Linked DNA regions of Homo sapiens: region 2 is linked to region 1. A link is an interaction called in ENCODE POLR2A ChIA-PET data of the cell type or tissue named here. Cell type or tissue: OCI-LY7. All regions are shown on one strand. Each heading gives the region's core, and the rest is flanking DNA. Links, peaks and the distances in the headings are about the cores only.

Evidence for each region. Peaks named below come from ENCODE experiments on the same cell type or tissue, not always from the same donor. Only the 100,000 strongest peaks of a DNase experiment are listed, where the experiment ranks them.
Region 2: POLR2A ChIA-PET joins it to region 1 with 5 read pairs; 2 of 35 experiments call an interaction of 5 or more read pairs at or near these places.

What each region holds. Positions count from the first base shown.
Region 1 is chr12:109,887,783-109,900,120 of GRCh38, forward strand. It overlaps a transcript of TCHP not described here. Among named protein-coding and RNA genes, the nearest start is that of TCHP, 6.3 kb to the right of the region's middle. RefSeq lists silencers at 631-780, 4,036-4,095 and an enhancer at 12,215-12,338. In OCI-LY7, for the core only: no CTCF peak of the experiment used is centred there; DNase peaks (open chromatin) are centred at 5,169 and 5,639; H3K4me3 peaks cover 395 bases; H3K27ac peaks cover 951 bases.
Region 2 is chr12:109,635,675-109,648,012 of GRCh38, forward strand. No RefSeq gene overlaps it. Among named protein-coding and RNA genes, the nearest start is that of MVK, 68 kb to the left of the region's middle. In OCI-LY7, for the core only: no CTCF peak of the experiment used is centred there; no DNase peak of the experiment used is centred there.

The DNA of each region.
Region 1 (12,338 bases), core at 3,162-8,161:
TGTTGTTTAGAAACGGAATCTCACTCTGTTGCCCAGACTGGAGTGCAGTGGCATGATCACAGCTCACTGCAGCCTCTACCTCTTGGGCTCCAACGATCCTCCTGCCTCAGACTCCCAAGTCGCTGGGACTACAGTCGTGCATCACCATGCCTGGATAATTTTTAAATTTTTTGTTAAGACAGGGTCTCACTATGTTGCCTAGGCTGGCCTCGAACTCTTGGCCTCAAGCAATCCTCCCGCCTCAGCCTCCCCAGGCACTGGGATTACAGGTGTGAGCCACTGCACCCAGCCTGACACCCCTCTTTGGACCAGCATGTACCCTCCCCAGTGCCCCCCATTACTGACATTTACCTTGCTGGGACCCACCTATTGGCTTTTGGATTGAATTGTTCAAGAATAGAAGGGCGAGGAAGAGAGAAAACAGGGCGGGGGAGAGGTGGGAAGGAAAAGGGGAAGAGCCACAGAAACCTTCAGCAAGTTGGCTTTGGCTATGGGCCATCAGTTTCTCCCCTTAGCTTCCCGTAGTGTCAGGGAAATACTACCAGGCACAGAGGAGCCACCTCATCTTTTTGGATTGTTGGGTCACTGTACTTCTCCATGAGTTGCAAACCCTCTCTGCAATTAATCTGTAGGACCAGCTTGACCAATGGAGTTGTAATGTTTGGAATCAACTCAGTGTGGGTGAGGTGTTCACTCTGCAAAGTTTCGTCATTTTCCTAAACCAGCTCCACCCAGTGTTAATAACATCTTCCCCAACTGAATCATCAAATCCTTGTTACACAGGCCGTCTTTCCCCCAGCGGTGTCTGTTGGGATGGGTGAAGTAGGCTGAGTTCGTGGTCTTGCTGACATTTTATCCAATAAACGCACCTTCTTTATTGCAGCATAGTAATAATAATAATGACAGCTAACATTTATTGAATACTTAACTATGTTTAAAACTCAACACTTCTACTTTCTAGCTGTGTGGCCTTGAGCAAGTCACTTCCTGTGTCAGTTTCCTGTGGCTGCTTGATGATTTAAAACAATCAAAATGTATTCTCTCACAGTTCTAAAAGCCAGAAGTCCAAAATTAGTATCACTAGGGCAAAATCAAGGTGTTGGCTAGAACACACTCTCTCCGAAGGCTCTGAGCTGGGCACGGTGGTACGTGCCTGTAATCTTAGTTACTTGGGAGGCTGAGGTGGGAGGACTCCTTGAGTCGAGGAGTTTGAGACCAGCCTGGGCAACATAGCAAGGTCCTGTCACCAAAAAAAAAAAAAAAAGACTGGGCATGGTATCTCACACCTGTAATCCCAGGACTTTCGGAGGATGAGGAGGGAGGATTGCTTGAGCTCAGGAGTTTGAAACCAGCCTGGGCAACATAGCAAGACCTCATCTCTACAAAATTAAAAGTAAAAGACGACTCTGGGCTGGGTGCGGTGGCTCATGCCTGTAATCCCAGCACTTTGGGAGGCCGAGGCAGGCAGATCACGAGGTCAGGAGATCGAGACCATCCTGGCTAACACGGTGAAACCCCGTCTCTACTAAAAATACAAAAAATTAGTCGGGCGTGGTGGCGGGCGCCTGTAGTCCCAGCTGCTCAGGAAGCTGAGGCAGGAGAATGGCATGAACCCAGGAGGCAGAGCTTGCAGTGAGCCTGCTGCACTGCACTCCAGCCTGGGTGACAGAGAGAGACTCCATCTCAAAAAAAAAGACGACTCTGGAAGAAAATCTATTCTTGCCTCTTCCAGCCTCTGGTGGCTCTAGGCATTCCTGTCTCACTCCAGCCTCTGCCTCCATCTTCATGTGAGCTTCTCCTGTGTGTGTGTAAATCTTCCCTCTGTTGTTTCATCTGTAAAGTTAGGACAGTAGCAATGCTAACTCCCTGTCAGGGCTGATGTGAGATTTCAATGGGTTAATGTAGATAGAGCAGTTTGCATGCTGGCAGGCAGGCAGCCCTCGATGAATGGTGTGGCTATTATGAATCGATTTACGGAGTTATTTCTACCCAGGACTGGCAATTGTGGGGATAATTGATTCCAGTGATGTCACCTCCCCAACTGCCAGGTTTTCAGCAGGACTAAATGTGCCAAATGGGCTTTGTTGAGCCAACTCCTCTGGGTGTTAAGAGCCACCATGCCAATTCTCCTTGCTGCTTCTTGGGGCCCGTCTGCCGCCTCTCCCTAATTAATGCGAAGGCGCACCCGCCAACAGGCCCACTTGCTGTCATCCCAGGAAACACCCAAGTGGGATACAGCCAAGTTTTGGACATTTTTTCAGTTACTGGATAAAAATAGTATTTTGATCATTTTAACAGCACAGAGAAGAGGGAGAATGCCACCTTGTCCTCCATCTACAGGGGCAGCCTCAGGGGCTGAGAGGGCCTGGCCTTTGTAGTCTCACATGGATAAACTGTTCTAAGGAAGCCTGACTGTGTCACAATCCTAAGACAGTGTCATAGCACACTACCATTATCATTAAATTGAAGAAACATGAAAATGAACCAACCTGTGCAACACAAAAGACCTCATCTCTACAAAAAAAAAAAAAAAAAAGTTAGCTGGGCATGGGGGCGCATGTGCCTGTGGTCCCAGCTACTCAGGAGGCTGAGGCTGGAGGATTGCTTAAGCCCAGGAGATAGAGGCTGCAGTGAGCCATGATTGTGCCACTGCACTGCAGCCTGGGTGAGAGAGCAAGACCCTGTCCCAAAAAGAAAGAGAGAGCAAGCCAACCTTTTTCTTTTTTCTATTTTTTTTTTTTTTTGGAGACAGGATCTCACTCTGTCACCCAGGCTGGAGTGCAGTGGCGTGACCTCGGCTCACTGCAACCTCTGCTTCCCAGGTTCGAGCGATTCTCCCACCTCAGCCTCCCGAGTAGCTGGGACTACAGGTGCATGCCACGACGCCCAGCTAATTTTTGTATTTTTAGTAGAGACCGGCTTTCACCACGTTGGCCAGGCTGGTGTTGAACTCCTGACCTCAGGTGATCCACCTGTCTCGGCCTCCTAACGTGCTGTGATTACAGGCACGAGCCACCGTGCTCAGCTGACCTTTTTCATTCCATTCAGTTCCGCAATCACTACTGGAACTTTTCTCTCAGACCAGGCTTTGCCAGGCAATGTGGGGTCAAAGATGGAGCTCTCTCAAGGAGCTCACAGACTGGTGGTGTTAATGGCAATGAATCATGTATGAATCTGAGCATTCAAAAATGAGGACAGGCATTAGCACACAGCCTCTGCCTGGCAGCTAACGAGTCCGGGTAATGGTTTTGAACCCCTAGGGTATTTGTTCCTTTCTTCTCTTATTAACTTCCCTGGGTGAAAATGTTTTGAATACGGAAAACAAAACAAATCACATTGGAATTTGTACCTCTATGGTAAACTACCTGTACAGTTTTGATTCCATGGGAACACTTAGGTTTAATTTTGAAGCAAAATCTAAAGACCAAAGTTCCTCACTGAATTAATTTTATAGTAAGCACAGTTTAAACATCCTTCTCTATAGGAAAATTGTAACTTTCGCTTATTTTTATTGGTACTTCTAATGCTGTGTAGTTGAGTGAGTAAATGTGCTATGGTCAGTTCTAACTAAAGGAGAAGATATAGTAATGGGCTTTCTTAATATTTCCTTTTTTTTTTTTTTTGAGACAGAGTCTCACTCACTCTGTCGCTCAGGCTGTAGTGCAGTGGTACAATCTCCCCACTCACAGCAACCTCCACCTCCCAGGTTCAAGCAATTCTCCTGCCTCAGCCTCCCAAGTAGCTGGGATTACAGGTGCGCAACACCATACCTGGCTAATTTTTTGGGTTTTTTTTTTTTAGTAGAGACTGGTTTCACCATGTTGGCCAGGATGGTCTTGAATTTCTGACCTCAAGTGATCCACCTGCCTTGGCTTCCCAAAGTGCTGGGTTTATAGGTGTAAGCCACTGTGCCCAGCCCCAATATTTGCTTTTTTTTTTGAGACGAAGTTTTGCTCTTGTCGCCCAGGCTGGCGTGCACTGGCGAGATCTTGGCTAGGCTCACTGAAAACTCTGCCTCTCAGGTTCAAATGATTCTCCTGCCTCAGCCTCCTGAGTAGCTGGGATTACAGGCATGCACAACCACGCTCTGCTAATTTCTGTATATTTAGTAGAGACGGGGTTTCACCATATTGGCCAAGCTGGTTACCAACTCCTGACCTCAGGTGATCCACCTGCCTCAGCAAGTAGAAACCTTGTCTCAAAGTTTCTACTCAAGGTTTCAGTAGAAACCTTGTCTCTACTGAAAATACAAAAATTAGCTGGGCGTGGTGGCGCATGCCTGTAGTCCCAGCTACCCAGGAGACTGAGGCATGAGAATTGCTTGAACCCAGGAGGTGGAGGTTGCAGTGACCTGAGATTGTGCCATTGCACTCCAGCCTGGACAACAGAGCAAGATACCATCTCAAAAAAAAATCATTTATTTAATGCTTCAATGAAAGCTATGGAAGAAAAATACAGTATGTCCTGACACCAAGTGACCTGGTCAGAGGGAATCAGGAGGGCTTCTCCAAGGAAGGGACATTTACACTGGGATCCTGAAGTCTGAGTAGGAGTTAGCAGAGGGGAAGGGTCTTCCAGACAGAGGGAACAGCATAGCAGGAAAGGTGGTGGTGAGAGATAAAGAAATGACCAGTGTGGCCAGTGATGTCAGCAGGGGACCAGACCAGGCTGGACACAGTGGTATGGGCTTCATGCCAAGGGAAATGGGGAGCCATGGAAGGTTCAAGGCTGAGAAGATGATGGAACTGCTCTGATGTGGTCTACCAGTCATCTTGAACTTTGGGACTTAGGAAGTAGAGGTTGTCTGTCATCCAGGAATGGCCAGTGGGTGCCTGTGGGCAGGAAAGTCACAGAAAACACAGGACTGACCTGATGCCCCATTTTGGTGGACTGTGCCCCATACCTGACACCCCAGCAGAAGGGAATTGGTGCGGGATTTGGGATGGGAACCCTGATGCACTGTAAAGACCATCAGAGTGCTCTGCCCAACTACTCTAAGCCTCAGTGGGGTTACTCTAACTCATACTCCTAGAGACACTGTGAGGATGAAGGTGGTCACCCAGGAACAGGACAATCAAGGTTCAGTAACTGGTAAGCAGGTGTTGGCTGAGTCTCCTCCTCTTTGTGGCTTCAGTTTCTGCCTCTACACACGGAGTCTACCAGCTGCTTTCACTATCACGCTGGCTCTGCCACTTACCTCATTTAGGCACACACTCCCCATTTCTGAGCCCCCATTTCCTCCTCTATAAAGCAAGGGCTTTGGGTGGGGTGAGCTTCAGCAAGCTGGAACCTGTGGTCTTAAATTGTGAACATCAGGCCGGGCGCAGTGGCTCATGCCTGTAATCCCAGCACTTTGGAAGGCTGAGGTGGGTGGATCACCTGAGGTCAGGAGTTCAAGACCAGCCTTGCCAACATGGTGAAACATGGTCTCTACTAAAAATACAAAATTAACTGGGTGTGGTGGTGCATGCCTGTAATCCCAGCTACTCAGGAGACTGAGACAGGAGAATCGCTTGCACCTGGGAGGCAGAGGCTGCATTAAGCTGAGATCTGCACCATTGCACTCCAGCCTGGGCAACAAGAGTGAAACTCCTTCTCAAAAAAAAAAAAAAAAAATTGTGAGCATCAGATCCAGCAGGGCATCTTGTCACCAAGGATTGCTCTTGGGCCCAGTCCCCAGAGAGAACTCTAGCTCTGGGGAGGAAGTTGGATGTTTATCATGTGTCTTTCACAGGATACTTCTTTATGCTGGTGGCTTGCCTAATGCCAAAGTGTCCCATGACCCATGACCAGGTGTCCTTCTCCCAGGAAACATGTTGAGATCGGCTGATGCCCTTGTGGCTCTTGTTTCACCTATATCCAGTTTATTCCAAACAAGACAGCCACTCTCTAGGAGAGCCTGACCGGGAGGGGTGAGCATTGAGTTCAGGTGTGTTGGTCGAGTGAAACACAGAGGGAGCAACTCAACAAAAATAGCAGAAGCAGTTTATTACTCACAGATCCAGAGAGCAGCGAGCAGGGTTTGCATAGCCAATGGAAATGGGAAGCTATTTGGGACATGTGTGCTTAACCAATGGGGACAGAGAGAGAGAGAAATATGGGCTAAAGACTTTATTGGAGGCCAGGCACGGTGGCTCATGCCTGTAATTCCAGGACTTTGGGAGGTTGAGGCACGTGGATTACTTGAGGTCAGAAGTTCAAGACCAGCCTGGCCACTATGGTGAAATGCCATCTCTACTAAAAATACAAACATTAGCCAGGCATGGTGGCAGGTGCCTATAATCTCAGCTACTCAGGGAGGCTGAAGCAGGAGAATCGCTTGAACCCACGAGGTGGAGGTTGCAGTGAGCCAAGATTACACCACTGTACTCTAGCCTGGGCAACAGAGTGAGACTCAGTCTTAAAAAAAAAAAAAAATGTAATCTCAGCACTTTGGGAGGCCGAGGCGGGCGGATCACGAGATCAGGAGTTCAAGACCATCCTGGTTAACACGGTGAAACCCTATCTCTACTAAAAAATACAAAAAAATTAGCCGGGCGTGGTGGTGGGCACCTGTAATCCCAGCTACTGAGGAGGCTGAGGCAGGAGAATGGTGTGAACCCGGGAAGCCGAGCTTGCAGTGAGCCACCAAGATTGTGCCACTGCACTCCAGCCTGGGCAACAGAGCAAGACTCCGTCTCAAAAAAAAAAAAGAAAAAAAAGGCCGGGTGCAGTGGCTCATGGCTGTAATCCCAGCACTTTGGGAGGCCGAGGTGGGCAGATCACCTGAGGTCAGAAGTTCAATACCAGCCTGACCAACATGGAGAAACCCCATCTCTACTAAAAATACAAAATTAGTTGGGCGTAGTGGCGCATGTATGTAATCCCAGGTATTTGGGAGGCTGAGGCAGGAGAATCGCTTAAACCCAGGAGGCGGAGGTTGCAGTGAGCCAAGATCGCGCCATTGCACTCCAGCCTGGGCAACAAGAGCGAAACTCTGTCCCAAAAAAAAAAAAAAAAAAAAAAAGACTTTGTTGGAGTCCAGGGCATTCCCCTAGCAGGTTTCCCTCAGGGAGTTCTACTTGTTGGGTTTAGAGCTAGTGGGCATGTGTTCCAGGAGGTCACACTGTGACTAGGACTGGTCACTGCAGCATGACTGTGCCATCCAGGCAGGGGGTGGGGTCGGGGGGTGAGTCGAGTAGTTTGTCTTCAGCTGTCCCATAGGGAGGGGGTCAGCAGTTGCATAAGACAGATACCTGGGTTGACCACCTTGAGGAACTGGGAGGAGGTGGAGAATGGACTATGTCAAGGGTTGACTGAGACCTGCTTTTTATATGAGAAAGTCTAAAATATTCAAAATGGTTGCCCAGGCAACATAAAATTACAGGAATTCACTACAGTTCCCCAGCTGAAGTAATGGTATGGTTCAAGGTTCAAGAATTACTTTTTTTTTTTTTTTTTTTTCAGAGACAGTGTCTCATTCTCTCACCCTGGCTGCAGTGCAGTGGCTCAATGATGGCTCACTGCAACCTCGACTTCCCAGGCTCAGGCAATCCTCCCACTTCCACGTCCCAGGTAGCTGGGACCACAGGTGTGCACCATCACACCCGATTAATAAAAAAAAAAATTTGGGTGGAGATGGGGTGGGGGGTCTCTCTATATTGCCAGGCTGGTCTTAAATGCCTGGGTTCAAGCGATCCTCCTCGGCCTCCCAAACAAAGTGTTGGGATTACAGGTGTGAATGACCTCACCTGACCCCATTGTTATTTTTTTAAAACACAAAGCTGGGGCTCTGAGAAGCAGCCTAGTAGCCCCAGGGTCTTTGAGCCCACCTGTCTACTTCTGCGGTCTTGTCTTCAGGTGGGGTGGGGTGTGAAGCAAGAAGCTGGAGTGGTTGGTGTTGAAATGTCATACCTTCACAACGGTACCTGCTAATTAAATGATGGCATTGTGCGGCTTCCAGTACTGTCATGTTTCATCTAATGGAGAGCGGCTCCCATAGTGTCACCCCCTCTCCCTGTTCTTGTTTTCTTCTCCCATGCTAGGATACCTAAAATCACAAGTCCTGGAGCAGCTCCAACCTGCGGGTTCCTACCAGGGCTTTCCCTCTCAGCCCCCTGCACGCCGTAGTCATTGACCTGTCATTGAATATTTCATATTGCCAAATTCTTTGTATGTTCACATTTGCAGGCCTCTTTTTTTTGAGATGGAGTCTCACTCTGTTGCCCAGGTTGGAGTGCAGTGGCATGATTTCGGCTCACTGCAACCTCTACCTCCCAGGTTCAAGTGATTCTCTTGCTTCAGTCTCCTGAGTAGCTGGGACTACAGGCACGCACTACCACACCTGGCTAATTTTTGTATTTTTGGTGGAGATGGGGTTTCACCATGTTGCCCAGGCTGGTCTCGAACTCCTGACCTCAAGTGATCCATCCGCCTTGGCCTCCCAGAGTGCTGGCATTACAGGCGTGAGCCACTGTGCCCGGCCGCAGGCCTCTTTTAAGAGCTACACTTGCAAGCCACAAGCTCCCAGAAAAACACACTGAAGAGGGATTCACAGTCTCAGAGGTTTGTTGTAAATCCTGGCTTTTATAGTCTTTGCTGTGTGACCTCAAGAGAGTTGATTCACCTCTCTGAGCCTCAGCGCCCTCATCTGCAAAATGGGGGCAGGAACAAACTCCTCCCAGGTTGGAGGGAGGCTTAAATGAGATAATATATCTCAAAGCACCTGGCACATAGCAGGTGTTCAAGAAATGCTCGTTCCTTTTCTTCTTTTTGCTTTCTCTTAACACCATAGATTCCTTTTTCCTTTGGAGGAGAAGAAAGTACTCAAAATAGGGGATCCATTCACTTTTTCATTCTCAACACAAATATTGATTGAGGCCGGGCATGGTGGTTCATGCCTGTAATCCCAGCGCTTTGGGAGGTTGATGCCTGAGGTCAGGAGTTCAAGACCAGCCTGGGCAACATGGCAAAACCCCAACTCTACTGAAAAAAAATACAAAAATTAGCCGGACGTGGTGGCGGGCACCTGTAATCCCAGCTACTTAAGAGGCTGAGGCAAGAGAATTGCTTGAACCTGGGAGGCAGAGGCTGCAGTGAGCCAAGTTCGCACCACTGCACTCCATCAGCCTGGGTGATAGAGTGAGACTCTGTCTCAAATATATATATAGATAGATATAGATATATAGATAGATAGATAGAGTGCTTACCACATACAAGGCATGGCATGGGGAATGCAGCAAGGAACACGATGATCCCTGCTCTTGTGTTGCAGCAAGAGGGCTTAGGCACTGGGATCAGGCAGAACTGGTTTCAAATCATGGCTCAACCACCTATCAGCTGCGGCTCCTCAGGCAAGCCATGCCACCTTTTCGAGGCTTAGTTTAGGCAATTCTAACATGGGGGCAATAAGATATCTCATAGAATGCCCAAGAGGAGCAAAGGAAAAGGCACTTGTAAAGTTGCTTAATAGCGACAGCCAGCAGCTGTGTAATCAAGAGGTTCAGAGTTGAACTGTGGGGGCCGGTGAGGATGTCTGGCCAGCAAAAGAGAATGGAGGCTGTAATCTGGGGACTTCAGGCTTCCAGGATCAGGCCACTTAGGAATGGTTGCCCTCCGGCATGCTGGTCGAGCCCTAAGCCCTAAAGTTCTGCTAGTGGAGCTTATCTGGTCATTATACAGATGAGGAAACTGAGGCCCAGAGAGTGGAAAGGCCTTGCCCAAGAGGCACAAAATCAGGATCAGGTCTCCCTTACCTTGCCCCAACTCACATATTTCTTTTTCTTTTCTTTTCTTTCTTTCTTTCTTTTTTTTTTTTGAGACAGGGACTCCCTCTGTTGCCCAGGCTGGAGTTCAGCGGTCAGATCTCGGCTCACTGCAACCTCTGCCACCTGGGTTCAAGTGATTCTCATGCCTCAGCCTCCCGAGCTGGGATTACAAGTGCATGCCACCACACCTGGCTAATTTTTGTATTTTTAGTAGAGACAAGGTTTCGCCACGTTGGCCAGGCTGGTATCGAACTCCTGACCTCAAATGATCCACCTGCCTCAGCCTCCCAAAATACTAGGATTACAGGCGTGAGCCACCACGCCTGGTCCAATTCATGTGTTTATGAAGTTCCTGTCGACAGACATTTATGTGTTGGTCTCCTTTGTTGGGTGGGCATCTCTGCTAAGTGACTGCAGTGGGCTGCTGCCACCCCTCTGCACTGGGGACACAACATGAAAGAGTGGCCATGAATTTGCCCAAGGGGGTAGGGATTAATGGGAGGGAAACTTGAGGACTCTTATGCACGCAGTGGGACAGACCCTGATTAAACAGGTGCCAACTAAAGGGGGATGTGAAGGAAGGCTCAAGTTTGGGCTCACCTGGGATGCACTGGATGCTCTACTCCTGGGCATGCTCCATTTATTCTCACACGGGCAACCCTAGAAAGCTGCACTATTTTTTGTTTTGCTTTGTTTTTTGAGACAGAGTCTTGCTCTGTTGCCCAGGCTAGAGTGCAGTGGCATGATCTTGGCTCACTGCAACCCCCGTCTCCTCGGTTGAGGCGATTCTCCTGCCTCGGCCTCCCGAGTAGCTGGGACTACAGGTGCCTGCCACCACGCCCAGCTAATTTTTATATTTTTAGTAGAGACGGGGGTTTCACCATGTGGCCAGGCTGGTCTGAAGCTCCTGACCTCAAGAGATCCGCCAGCCTTGGCCTCCCAAAGTGCTGGGATTACAGGCATGAGCCACCAGGCCCGGCCTGAAAGTTGCTCTATTTTTACTCTCATTCCATGGACTAGGAAGCTGAGGCACAGACAGATGAAGTGACCTGCCCAAGACTACACCAGCATGGTATAGCTTGAAACCTGGGCGTTCTGACTGTAGAGACCATGTTTTGAGACAGGGTCTCACTCTGTCACTCAGGCTGGAGTGCAATGGTGTGATCACGGCTCACTGCAGCCTCCTTGTCCTGAGCTCAAGTGATCCTCCCACCTCAGCCTCCCAAGTTGCTAGGACTATAGGTGTGCACCACCACAGCCTGCTAATTTTATTTATTTATTTATGTATTCATTTATTTATTTAATTTGGAGGTGGAGTCTCACTTTGTCACCCAGGCTGGAGTGCAGCAGCGCAATCTTGGCTCACTGCAACCTCTGCCTCCCAGGTTCAAGCGATTCTCCTGCCTCAGCCTCCCGAGTAGCTGGGAGTATAAGCATCTGCCATCATGCCCGGCTAATTTTTGTATTTTTAGCAGAGACGGGGTTTCATCATGTTGGCCAGGCTGGTCTTCAACTCCTGACCTCAGGTAATCCACCCTCCTGGGCCTCCCAAAGTGCTGGGATTACAGGCGTAAGCCACTGAACCCAGCTGAGGCCATGATGCTGCATCCAGGAAAAACAGAGATGAATAAAGAATGGAGAAATGAAGGGAAGAAGAAATGAAAGAATGGGAAAATGAAAGAAAAGAGAACAAACAAGTATTTTTCTTCATTTTCTTTTTAATGGAATAGTTGGCATGTAATACTTGTAGCACACGAGTTATAAAACATACTAATAGAATGAACACTTTTGAACTCACCACCAATATAAGACTATAATAGAAAGTTATCGGCCGGGTGCAGTGGCTCACTCCTGTAATCCTAGCACTTTGGGAGCCTGAGGCAGGCGCATCACGAGGTCAGGAGATCGAGACCATCCTGACCAATATGGTGAAACCCCATCTCTACTAAAATACAAAAAATTAGCTGGGCGTGGTGGCGTGCGCCTGTAGTCTCAGCTACTCGGTAGGCTGAGGCAGGGTAATCGCTTGAACCCGTAAGGCGGAGGTTGCAGTGAATCGAGATCACGCCACTGCACTCCAGCCTGGCGACAGAGCAAGACTCTGTCTCAAAAAAATAAAAAAGTTACCAATAACTTCCATCTACTTATGCCAGCAGGCCTCTGCCCAAGTTGTACATTGAACACACCTGGGGAATTTTGGAAAACACTGATACTCTCAGATGGGATTTGGGGTTTGGTTTGGGCATCTGGATTTTTTAAAGGTATCTGGATTTTTTCTTCTTTTTTTTGAGACAGTGTCTGGCTCTGTCACCCAGGCTGGAGTGCAGTGGCACAGTCATGGCTCACGGCAGCCTCGATCTCCTGGGCTCAACTGATCCTCCCGCCTCAGTCTCCCGAGTAGCTGGGACCACAAGTCCCACCATGCCCGGTTAAGTTTAAAAAATTTTTTAGAGACAGGAGTCCCTCTGTGTTGCCCAGGCTGGTATCTGGTGATTCTCACGCGCAGCCAGGTTTGAGGACCACTGACTTACATTCTCTTCCCCCTGGTTTCCACCTTCACCTTCACGTGATGGTAACCACCATCCTGAAATA
Region 2 (12,338 bases), core at 3,106-8,105, 250 kb before region 1:
ATTGCCACCACCACCATCACCACCACCACTATCATCACAGCACCACCACCATCACCATCACCACCATCATCACCGCTACCACCATCACCACCACCATTATCACCACCACCGTCACTACCACCACGACCACCACCATCACCACCACCATCAGCACCACCATTATCACCACCACCATCATCACCATCACAACCAGCACCATCATTATCACCACATCACCAGTAGCAGCATGACCACCATCACCACCACCATTATCACCACCACAACCACCATCAATACCACCATCACCACTACCACTCCAGCACCATCACAAAAAGCACCATCATTATCACCACTACCACAAGCAGCAGCATGACCATTATTATCACCACTACCATCATTACCACCATCATCATTACCACCAGCACCACCATCATCATCACCACCACCATCATTACAAGCAGCACCATCATTATCACCACCACCAGCAGCAGCAGCATGACCACCATCACCACCACCATCATCACTACCGTCATCACCACCGTCACCATCATAACCACCATCATTATCATCACCATTAAGGCCACCATCATCACCATCATGACTGCCATCACCACCACCGTGTGTGGGAGTAGCAGCAGAGAGAAGGCAGAGCCCTGGGGCATGCCTGCATTCAAGAGGCAGCAGAAAGGGAGGAGGCTGCACACACACACACATCAGACAGGTAAGAGGAGAACAGGAGAGAACGTGTCTCAGAATCAGAGGGCAAAGAGAGTTGCAAAGAGGGAGTTAGAACAGTGTTTGACATCCCAGGGAGGCCTGCGAGGTGGGACAAATGCCTGTCCAGGGCTTGGGGGCAGCATTCGCAGGGGTTGGAGGGTCAGAGCAGATGGCAGTGGGTGCAGGAGTGAATGGGAGGTGGGAGTGGAGTGAAGGCACCAGGGTGCTGGTTGGAAAGAATCTCCTGGTTGCTGAGTGGAGAACAGATGGAGGGAGAAGCCCAAGGCGAGGATGTCAGGAGGGGCTGGTGCAGTCCTCCATATGGGAGATGGTGGCCGCCCTACCTAGGGAAGAGGCCATAGGGAGGGAGACTCAGGGGCCTTGAAGGAGAAACCCTTGGCCACGCTGGCCATCTGGACACCTCATCCTCATTGCCACTATATGTTTGCTAGGGCCGCCATAACAAAGTACCACAAACTGGGTGGCTTAACACAACAGAGGTTTATCCTCTCCCAGTTCTGGAGGCCGGAAATCTGAAATCAAGATGTCAACAGGGTAGGTTCCTTCTGGAGGCTCTGAGGCAAAAAAATGCCATGCCCTTCTGCTGGCTTCCGATGGTTGCAGCCTGCCCTTGGCATCTATGGCTTGTAGAGGCAGTCCTCCCATCTCTGCCTCTGTGATCACCCGGTGTTTTCCTCTCTGTGTCTATGTCCAAATTTCCCTCTTCTTGTAAGGACATTAATCGTTGGATTAGAGCCCACCCTAATCCAATGTGACCTCATTTTATCTTGAATATATCTGCAAAGACCTTCTTCTGGATAAAGTCGCATTCATAGGTAGCGGGAGATAGGACTTCATCATATCTTCTGGGGGGACACAGTTTAAACCACTGCAGCCACGGTCACACTGGCTGTCATCCCCATTGCTAGAGGCATTTAATCAGCACCTAATTGTCCCCAGAGCTGGCCCAGGCACAAGGATCCTGCTCTCATGGAGCTTATAGTCTATGACCCAAACACTGGACAGAAATATTGGGGAACAGGGCTGGGGCTTGGCAGATCAGGGGAGTGCCTGGGGCCACCCTTTGGAGTGCCGTCCTCAGAGTTGGCCTAGGAAAAGAAAGCAGGCTGGGGGGAGGGGTTGCAGCGTCTGCCCCAGCACCTCCTCTCCTTCCCTGGCATTTGGATAAATCCACAAAGAGCCCATGACATCTGGAGCCTGTGTAAACGGAGCATAAATTAGCTCTAACAATCGCATCTGGAGCTGCCACGCTGCAGTCTGTTTCCTGCCGAACCCTGGGTGGGCTTGGGGTGGGTGGGAGGGCAGAAGGTGGCCTGACTGTGCCTGAAATCCCACTGTTAGCATCACTTTATTTTTAGAAGCTTCTGCTAAAATGCATGTGTGCTCATGGCACGCGGGACACCAATTCCAGGATTCTTTTCCTAGATTGTGGAGTCGGGAGGCTAATGATGGGGACATGGTGGGGCAAGCCTTGCAAAGCGGAGAAGTCGATGGGTGGGGCACCTCCCGGGGGCGAAGGAAACTGAGGACAGGCTTGGGGGCTGCTGGGAGGGAGGGATGAGAGGGGACAAGCCAGAGCCAGGTGTGGCCACGAAGCCAATGTCACATCCTGCACCATGCTTCCAGCATCACACTGTGAGTCCCAGAGCCAACCAGGGTTGAGGAGGTAGGGAATGGACTACCGGGGCCCAGACCTTTCCACGCATTAACTCATTTGACTTCAGCTTATACTGATGGTGCCTGGTGAGGATGGTTTGTATCATCCCCATTTTACAGATGAAGAAACTGAGAGCCAAGACCAGACCATTCCCAGGTCTCTGAGCCAGGATCTGAACCAGGTGCTTCGACTCCTCATCTTCCTTGTTGTCTTGCCCCACACCTGTCCAAAGAGAAGGTGAGCCTGGGTAACAAAGCAAGACTCTGTCTCTACCAAAAATTTTAAAAATTAGCCAGGCCTGGTGGCATCCACCTGTATTCCCAGCTACTCTGGAGGCTGAGGAGGGAGGATTGCCAGAGCCCAGGAGTTCAAGGCTGCGATTAGCTGAGATCACACCACTGCACTGCAGCCTGGGTGAGACAGTGAGATCCTGTCTCTAAAAAAAAAAAAATTTAATAAATAAAGAGAATGTGCACATGTATGTGTGCATATATGTGAGAGCATCTCTGGGTGAATAAGCATGCAAAGGCATAGCATGTGAGTGTGTAGGAGTGTCGGTGTGTGCTAATGTGTGTGTATGGGATGGGAGGGGGCAGCCTCTCCCCCGACCTGGGGTCAAGTGTAGAAGCCAAGGTCCCCTCTTCCCCACCTGACCCAATCAGCAGGGCCACCATCAACTGGAGTCATCCATTATTGGGCACCTACTGTATATAGGACCAGCACGTTCATCTTCACACTTATTCAATATAATAGGCAGGCTATTTCTTGAGCACCTACTATGCGCCAAGCCTCACACCAGGCACTGGGGATAGGAGATAAGTGAGACACAGTCCCTGGCCCTAAGATGCTTGCTGTCCAGTGGGGGAGGCAGCCATGGCACAGCTGAACTTGGCAGTAGACTGTAGGAGGTATCCTATGAGATTAAGTTCACAGCACTGGGAGGTGGGCTTCCTGGAGGAGGTGGCATTTGGGATTTGGCTTCCTGAGCATATGGGCTGTGTCTGGTTCATGCTGAACCCCTGCTCCCAGCTCAGTGCTGGGCACCATAGTTGTCCCCTCCGTGTTTGTTGAATGACTATTGATACGGTATGGATGTGTCCCCAACCAAATCTCATCTCGAATTGTAATCCTAATTGTAATCCCCATGTGTTGGGGGAGGGACCTGGTGTGAGGTGATTGGATCATGGAGGCAGTTTCCCCCATGCTATTCTCGTGATAGTGAGTGAGTTCTCATGAGACCTGATGGTTTTATAAGTGGTGGTTTCCCTTGCTCTCTTCTCTCTCCTGCCACCTTGTGAAGAAAGTGCCTGCTTCCCCTTCGCCATGATTGTAAGTTTCCTGAGGCCTCCCCAACCAAGCAGAACTGTGAGTTGATTAAGCTTCTTCCTTTACAAATCACCCAGTCTCAGGGAAGTTCTTTATAGCAGTGTGAAAATGGACTAATACAACTATTGATTAGAAAATGAGCAGGTTCTCAATAGGCAGAGTTAGTTGCGGGGAGAGTCAGCCCGCCGAGGGCCCAGAGACACGGAGGTAGGGAAGCCCAAGGCGTTTCGATTAGGGCCTTTTTGGAGATCCTCGGCTAGGAGAAAGAGCACATACTTAGGAATCAGGCAGTTCTGGGGGGAACCTGGCCCCAGGACTTATGTGCTTGCTGGGTGACTCTTGGCAAGTTTCTTAACCTCTCTGATCCTATTTTCTCACCTCCAAAGTGGAGCCTCAGGTGACCTATATTTGTTTTTCTTTCTTTTCTTTCTTTTTTTTTTTTTTTTTTAAGACAGGGTCTTGCTCTGTCATCCAGGCTGGAGTACAGTGGAGTGATCTTAGCTCACTGAAGCCTCGACCTCTTGGGCTCAAGTGATCCTCCCACCTCAGCCTCCCAAGCAGCTGGGATTACAAGCACCCACCACCATGTCCCAGCTAATTTCTTTTCTTTTTTTTTTTTTTTTTTTGTAGAGATGGGGCCTTGCTATGTTGCTCAGGCTGGTCTCAAACTCCTGGCCTCAAGTGATCCTCCCACTGCAGCCTCCCAAAGTACTGGGGTTACAGGTGTGAGCCACCTCATCCAGCTTTTTTTTTTTTTTCTTTTTCTTATGGAAACTTAAACACACAAATGAGTGAAAAGAATAGAATCATGAACTTTTATGAACCCATCACGTAACGTGAGCAATCACCAACATTTTGCCATTCTGGTTTGAAGACATTAAAATGGCCATTAAAGTCAGCACGGAGTGGAGACAATAGAACAGCTCTGACCAAGTTAGGGCCCTTGGGCAGTAATAACTCTGCCAGGACCGCTGCCTGGCTGGCAGGGACTGGAGGCCACTGTTACTGCAAAGCGTGCCCCAGTTCCAGAGATGTCAAAATGTGAGTCTTGGTATTGATCAAATACAGCAGCAGAGAGGCCAGGCTGCATTTTACTTGAGACATGCAGTTAGTGACTAAACAGGGGGTCAGGCTTTTCCTCACTCAATTCTTTGGGAGTTTTTTTTGTTTTGTTTTGTTTTGTTTTGTTTTGTTTTTTTGGTGTTTTCAGCCTCTCCCCACAACCAAAACACAAACAGATGACCCTAGGATTATTAAGATCAAAAGCAGGGCCAGGCGCGGTAGCTCACGCCTATAATCCCAGCACTTCGGGTGGCTGAATCAGGGGTATCACTTGAGGTCAGGAGTTCGAGACCAACTTGGCCAACATGGTGAAACCCCGTCTGTACTAAAACTACAAAATTAGCCAGGCTTGCTGGCGTGTGTCTGTAATCCCAGCTACTCAGGCGGCTAAGGCAGGAGAACCACTTGAACCCAGGAGTTGGAGGGTGCGGTGAGCTGAGATCACGCCATTGCACTCTAGCCTGGGTGACAGAGCAAAACTCCATCTCAAAAAAAAAAAAGATCAAAAGCGCTCGTGGAGTGGAGAGATACCAGCTGTTGTAGGTGCAGTCAGGGAGGCTCTAGGAGGAGGTGACTTGAGCCAAGATCTAATTAGTGCACAAAAAGAATAAATGCTCCAGGCAGAGGAATTGTCAAGAGGTGGCCTTTAGGTCCAGGGAACTGGCTGAAGATCAATGCGGTTTGTGTGCACATGCTGGGGATGACGGGAGAAGCAGGAAATGGGGCCGGGAAGTCAGGGAAATCCACTCTGGGCCTTGGAGGCCATGTGAGAGCCTTTGACATGAGCTTGAGAGCAGTGCTAGCTATTGGGGGTTTTTGGTGTTTTGTTTTGTTTTTTAAATTTTTAAAATTTCAATAGCTTTAGGGGTACAAGTGGTTTTTGGTTACATGGATGAGCTGTGTAGTGGTGAAGTCTGGGATTTTAGTGTACCCAGCACCCAAATAGAGTACATTGTACCCAATAGGTAGTTTTTCATTCCTCACCCCCCTTCTAACCTCCCCTTCTGAATCTCCAGTGTCCGTTAGACCATTCCACATGCCTTTGCATACCCACAGCTTAGCTCCCACTTATAAGTGAGAAGATGTGATATTTGGTTTTCCATTCCTGAGTTACTTCACTTGGGTTAATGGCATCCAGTCCCACCCAAGTTGCTGCAAAAGACACGTTTCCATTTTTTATGGCTGAATAGTATTCCATGGTGTATATATATACCACATTTTCTTTATCTGCTCATCAGTTGATGGGCACTTAGGTTGATTCCAAATATTTGCTATTGTGAATTGTGCTGCCATAAACATTATGTGTGCATGTGCCTTTTTGATAGAATGACTTCTGTTCCTTTGGGTAGATACCCAGCAGTGGGACTGCTGGATTGAATGGTAGATCTACTTTTAATTTTTTTTTTTTTTTGAAATGGAGTCTCGCTCTGTTGCCCACCCTGGAATTGCAGTGGCACGTTTTCAGCTCACTGCCACCTCCACCTCCTGGGTTCAAGCAATTCTCCTGCCTCAGGCTTCTGAGTAGCTAGGACTACAGGCATGAGCCACCACACCTGACTAATTTTTGTATTTTTAGTAGAGATGGGGTTTCACCATGTTGGCCAGGCTGGTCTCAAACTCCTGACCTCAAGTGATCCACCCGCCTCAGTCTATATATATATATATAAAATATTATATATATAATATAATTATATATATATAATATAATAATATAATATATATATAATATAATTATATTATATATATATATATATTTTTTTTTAAGAAACAGAGTCTTGCTCTGTCCCATAAGCTGTAGTGCAGTGGCATGATCATCTCACTGCAGCCTTAAATTCCTGGACTCAAGCGATCCTCTTGCCTCAGCCTCCTGAGTAGCTGGAACTACAGGCACTTGCCAACATGCCCGGGCTAATTTTTAATTTTTTTGTAGAGACAGGGGTCTGGCTGTGTTGCCCAGGCTGGTCTCGAACTCTGAGGCTACAGCGATCTTCCTACCTGGGACCTCCCAAAGTGCTAGGATTACAGGCACGAATCATCATATCCAGCCTAGGTTTTCATTTTTAAAAGAGCCAGTGTTCTTTTCTTCCAGAGGTATAATAATGCCATGCTCACCCCCCATGATGGAAACCCCCAGGCCTGGGTCTTCACCCTCTCTGCCCCCCTTTCCTTGGTAGGCCCCTGGCATGGCTTCATCACTTCACCACCTTCTATGTGCTGGGGATGCCCCCGTTTCTATCCCCAGCCCAGGCCTCACCCCCAAGCTCAAGGATCATGTGTCCAGCTGGTCACCCAACCTCGCCAGCAGGCATTGCACACTCACCAAGTCCCAAACCGACCCCTGGACACTCCCTAACCCTGACCTGTTTCCTCCTGAGTCTTCCTCTTCTCGGTTAGCAGCAGCTTCATCCTGCGAGGCCCAAACCTTTCCTCTCTTGCTTACCCTGAATGGCTGATCCATCAGCCAGTCCTGTCAGTGTTACCTCCTATCTACATCCGGAATCTGCCACTTCTCACCACCTCCATCACTACTGCCCACGCTGGACCACGCCCCCATCCTCCCGAGCCTCGCCACTGGCCTTCCTACCTCCATCTTTGCTCCATTCTTAGTCTATTCTTCTCATGACTACCAGATGGAACCTTTACAGAGATAAGGCAGCTTGTTACTCCTCTGCTCAACAACCCACCATGGCTCCCAGCTCCCTCTGTGAAAAGCCAGTCTGTCCAGTGGCCCTGAGAGTCCACTGGCCTTGGCCCCAGGCCCTCTCTGGACATATCCATCCCTCTGTCCTTACTCACTCTCCCTCAGCTTCTGGCTTGTTCCCTTATAACCTGTAGCTTAAAAAAAAATAGGCCAGGTGTGATGGCTTATGCCTGTAATCCCAGCACTTTGGGAGGCCAAGGTGGGAGGATCACTTGAAGCTAGAAGTTCAAGACCAGCCTGAACAACATAGTGAGACCCCATCTCCATTTAAAAAAAAATTTTTTCTTGTAATTCAGATGTAATTCACATACCATAAAAGTCACCCCTCGTAATGTGGACAATTCAGCAGTTTTAGTATATTCATGAAGTTATACAATCATCACCACTCTAATTCCAGAACATTTTCATCAGCCCAGAAGGAAGCCCTGCACCCCTTAGTTGTCACTTCCCATTCCTCCCTCCACACCCTGTCCTGGGGAACCAGTCACCTACTTTCTGTCTCTACGGATACGCCTATTCTATCCATTTATATAAATGAATTCTGACAATATGTGGCCAATATCTGGCTTCTTCACTTTGCATCATGTTTTCAAGGTTCATCCAGGGGTGGTACCTCACACCTGTGATGCCATCACTTTCGGAGACCCAGGTGGGAACATCACTTGAGGCCAGGAGTTTGAGACCAGCCTGGGCAATATAGCAAGACCCTGTCTCCACACACACACATAAAATTAGCCTGGCATAGTTGCACCTGTAGTCCTAGTGACTCAACAGGCTGAGGCAGGAGGATCAGTTGGACCTGGGAGGTCCAGGCTGCAATGAGCTATGGTCACACCACTGCACTCCTACCAGGGTGACAGAACAAGACCTTGTCTCTATTTTTAAAATAAAATAAAATATGCATCTTGTTGACCTGTGGCATTTTCTATCTGTATCATCCTTGTGTCTGCCTCTCCCCTCTAGAATACCAGTGACCCGAGGGTTCACTGATCTTCTGCACCCAAGACAGCACCTAATACAGAGAAGGGACTCAATCTATATTGGTGGAATGAATGAATGAATGAATGATGGTGTTGGAGAGGCTTGACCTTTTCACGAGACTCCCCTATATCCCAGCATCCTCTGCACAACTGAAGCCAACCCCTATTCAAACCCCCACAAAGTCACCCCCATTTCTGGGGCACCCTCCCTGCATCTTCAACTCCTAGGTGGACCCCACCTCTCTCTCCTCCAACCTCCCAGAGCTCCGAGTCACTTTGTCTCTGTTGGGACCCTCTCTGTTATCTCCGAGACGACCATCTCTCAGGCTCCTGTTAGGCCCCCTGAGGGGCAGCAAGTGGATTCTGTTCACCTTTGCATCCTGAACATGCCAGGGTATGGTAGATGTCTCCTAACAACAACACAGTGTGTGGAGTGAATGCTTTGAAGGATCTTCCAGCCCTAAAGAGGCTTCTCTTCCCTCTCACGGTGCCTGGAATCCACCACAGCATCAGCCTGCAGGACGTGTGGTGTCCCCAGAAGTGGCCCATCTGGAGAAGATGAGGAGGGAACACCTTGCTCAGCCCCTTGGAGCTGTGAATGTGTGGGTGGGCAGAGCACAGGCATGCTCTTGTCCCCTTGAGCCCCAGGAGGCAGCCACAGCAGGCACTGCCCTTGTCCCCATGCTACAGATTGGGAAACTGAGGCTTATATGTCAAGGAGGGTTGCAAGCTGAGTGACTTGCCCAAGATCCCTGCTGCTACTTCTTGAAGGAGCCCAGAATCAACCCCAAGGGTCTCTGACTTCAAACCCCACTGTCTCCATCCCACACCATTTTGGGGGCCACATTTAGGCCCTGGCCCACCTATGTCAGATTCATCAAGGGAACTGATTTGTGAAGTAGATGCCCAGGTCCCAGCTGGGAGGTTCTGTTTCAGTGGATCTGGGTAGGGGCCTGGGACTCCAACTTTTGAACCAGCTACCGAGCTGATCCTAATGCTTTCTGAGCTGGGAGACCCCTGGGTCTGCACCCTCCTGCATATAAGGGTCTGAGACAGGAGAATCAGGACTCAGGAGTTTTGAAATCAAGAGTGGCCTGGTGTCTGAGTCCTGAAGGTGCCCTGCTTGATGGGGACTCAGGCCCCTGCCTCTGCCCCTCTTCCTACATGGGGGCTGCTGCCAGCGAGCACGGCTTTGCTGGTAAAGTCTTTATCGGGAATGTCGCCTAATGCATTCATATCAAACAATAGCGCCTCATACATCATCCCTGCCAGAGGCCACCTCTGCTAAGACAAGCACAGTCCGTTACCCTGACGGGTGCAGGCCGTGCACAAAACAGATAACAGGTCCCGGCTGTGCAGGGTGACGTGGGGTGGGGAGTTGTCACAGTGAGCACCTAAGGGGCCTTGGGCAGCTGCCACCCCAGGTGGTCGGGACATGGGATGTCTGAGGTTCCAACCTCATAGGGCAGTAGATTGGATGTTGGTGGACAGCCTGGCTCTGCCTCCTCCGGGAAGCAAGTCAACCTTTCTGAGCCTCTTTCCCCCATTTGTCAAAGGGGGTTAGGAATAGGACTTGTGTCACATAGGGCTGCTTGCGGAGCTTGAGACAGGAGACTGGTAAAGTGTCAGGCACAATGCCCAGGGAAGAGAAGATATCTGATACACGGTAGCTATACCTACTATATTATTACCAGGGCCCCATCGACTGCGGCCTGCCCCTTTCCAGGGACAGCCTTCAGAAAGATAATGGTCTTCGTTATCTCCAGGCTCCTGCGGGCATGGAGGGACAATTCTCACCCGCGCCTGCCTGCTGCATCCCCAGAAGCAGAGCCTGACACAGGGACTGGAAAGCAAGTCATTTATTTTGGAGATGAAGCTCACACCAGTCGGAGACGGGGAAAGGGAGGCAGGAGGAAGGGCAGCTGAGAAAGGCTGTGTGATAAAGCTGGACAATCACTGTGGGCCACCCGGGTGTTGTCCCCTGGGCAGCAGTGTGGGATACACACTTCAAGGGGCTGGGGGCTGGAGAGCTGATAGATCATCTCCCATCACCATGGGGACTGCTCCAGGGGACATTCATTCTTGAATACTTCCGGCTCGGTGTATAAGTGGCAAAACAGTCTTGGGAGAAATGCCTGGGGCAGAGAAATGTGGGTGCTGGTAGCTAGAGGCTGGACTCACATGCACCCACGTGGTAAGGGTCTGGGACATGGGTGGGGTGCTATTAGGGGCCGAATTGTGTACCACCAAATTCATATATGGAAATCCCAGCCCCCACTACCTAAGAATGTGACTGTACTTGGAGACAGGACCTTTATGCAGGTAATTCAGGTAAAATGAGGTCATTGAGGGTAAGCCCTAATCCAACATGACTGGTGTCCTCACAAGAAGAGGCGATTAGGACCCAGACACACAAAGGGAAAAGCCTGGGTCAAGACACCAGGAGGTGGCCAGCTACAGGCTAAGGAGAGACCTCGGAAGAAATCAGTCCCCCTGATACTTGAGTTTAGACTTCTAGCCTCCAGAACTGTGAGAAAGTCAACTTCTGTGGATGAAGCCACCCAGGCTGTGGCATTTTGTTATGGCAGCCTGAGCAATGAACACAGACACTGCCACTCCTCCTCTCTCTCATTTCTGGCCATTCACCCTCTTTGCTAAGAGTCAAGTTCCGCTCTCGATCCAGCCACCACCACCCTGTCTGGATGCCCCAAGTTTCCCCAGTCCTCTTTTGCCTCAAGATCTTGGCCTTTGCTATTCCCTCCACCTAGAATGCTCTTACCCCAGATCTTCATGTCTTCGTTCTTCCTGTCTCTGCTCACTGGTCCTCTTTGTGCAGAGGTCCTCCCCTACCCCTTTATCCTTCTCTTTCACCTTAGCCTGTTGTATTTTCTTTTGTGCACTGCTCTGGCCCTGCCTTACTTGTTTGTTTACTGTCATCTCCCTCCACTGAAATGCAGGTTCGTGATGGCCGGAGCCTTGTCCATCTTGTTCGTTACTTTGACCTCAGTGCCCAGAACAGTGCCTTTTTTAGAGTAGGGATCAGCAAATTTGGGGAGAGTCAACATGAGTTCAGGAGTGGAGCCTGACTAGCCAGCTCCCCATGCAGCCAGCTCTTGAGAGTGTTTCAAAGCTGTTTGCATTTCCTCCTTCCCTTCAGCCCAGTACAGGCACATAGTAGGTGCTCAATAAATTATTGAGAAGGAAGAACAAGGTCTGTGGGGGCAGCTGTCTTTGTTTATCTATATGCCTGGTGGGTTTTCCTTTGTTTTTCACCTAGAAAGTTCAAAGCCATGGATGTGCTTTAAACGGATAGATTTTCCTTTCTCTACGTCTGCCGGGAGGAGGTCACCAGCTGAGGGCCCGCGAGGCCAGGAAGCACAGTGCCCTGCCATTCAGGACCAGAAAGCACAAAAGGCAGTTGCATCCCACCCGAAGAGTAAGGGGAAAAGAAAGAATCATCAGATTATTTCAGAGTCACTGAGGACCACAGTGAAAACCAAGGAGATTTTGCTGATGCCAGAAGCAGTGAGGGGTTGGTGACATAGGTGCCCTGGTAAGGGAGGGAGGAGATCTCTGATCCTGCTACTCCCAGGATCCACACTAAGCACTTTTTAGCATGAGCTCACTGGATCTTCACCCCAGCTCTGGGAGGCAGCCTGGGGTGGTGGTTAAAGTGGAAACTCCGGAGCTCTATCTCCTGGATTCAAATCCCATCCCCACACCTCAAGGGCTGTGTGTCTTTGGGGAAGTGTATGCAGCTCCCTGGGCGTCGGTCTACTTTGGTCTGTGAAATGGGTAATGGTAACTATTTCAGACAGTTGTTACAAGGGCCAAAAGTAAAACCTGATGGTATGAGTCTGAACCCAGTTAGAATTGGTTCCCCAGAATTCCTGGT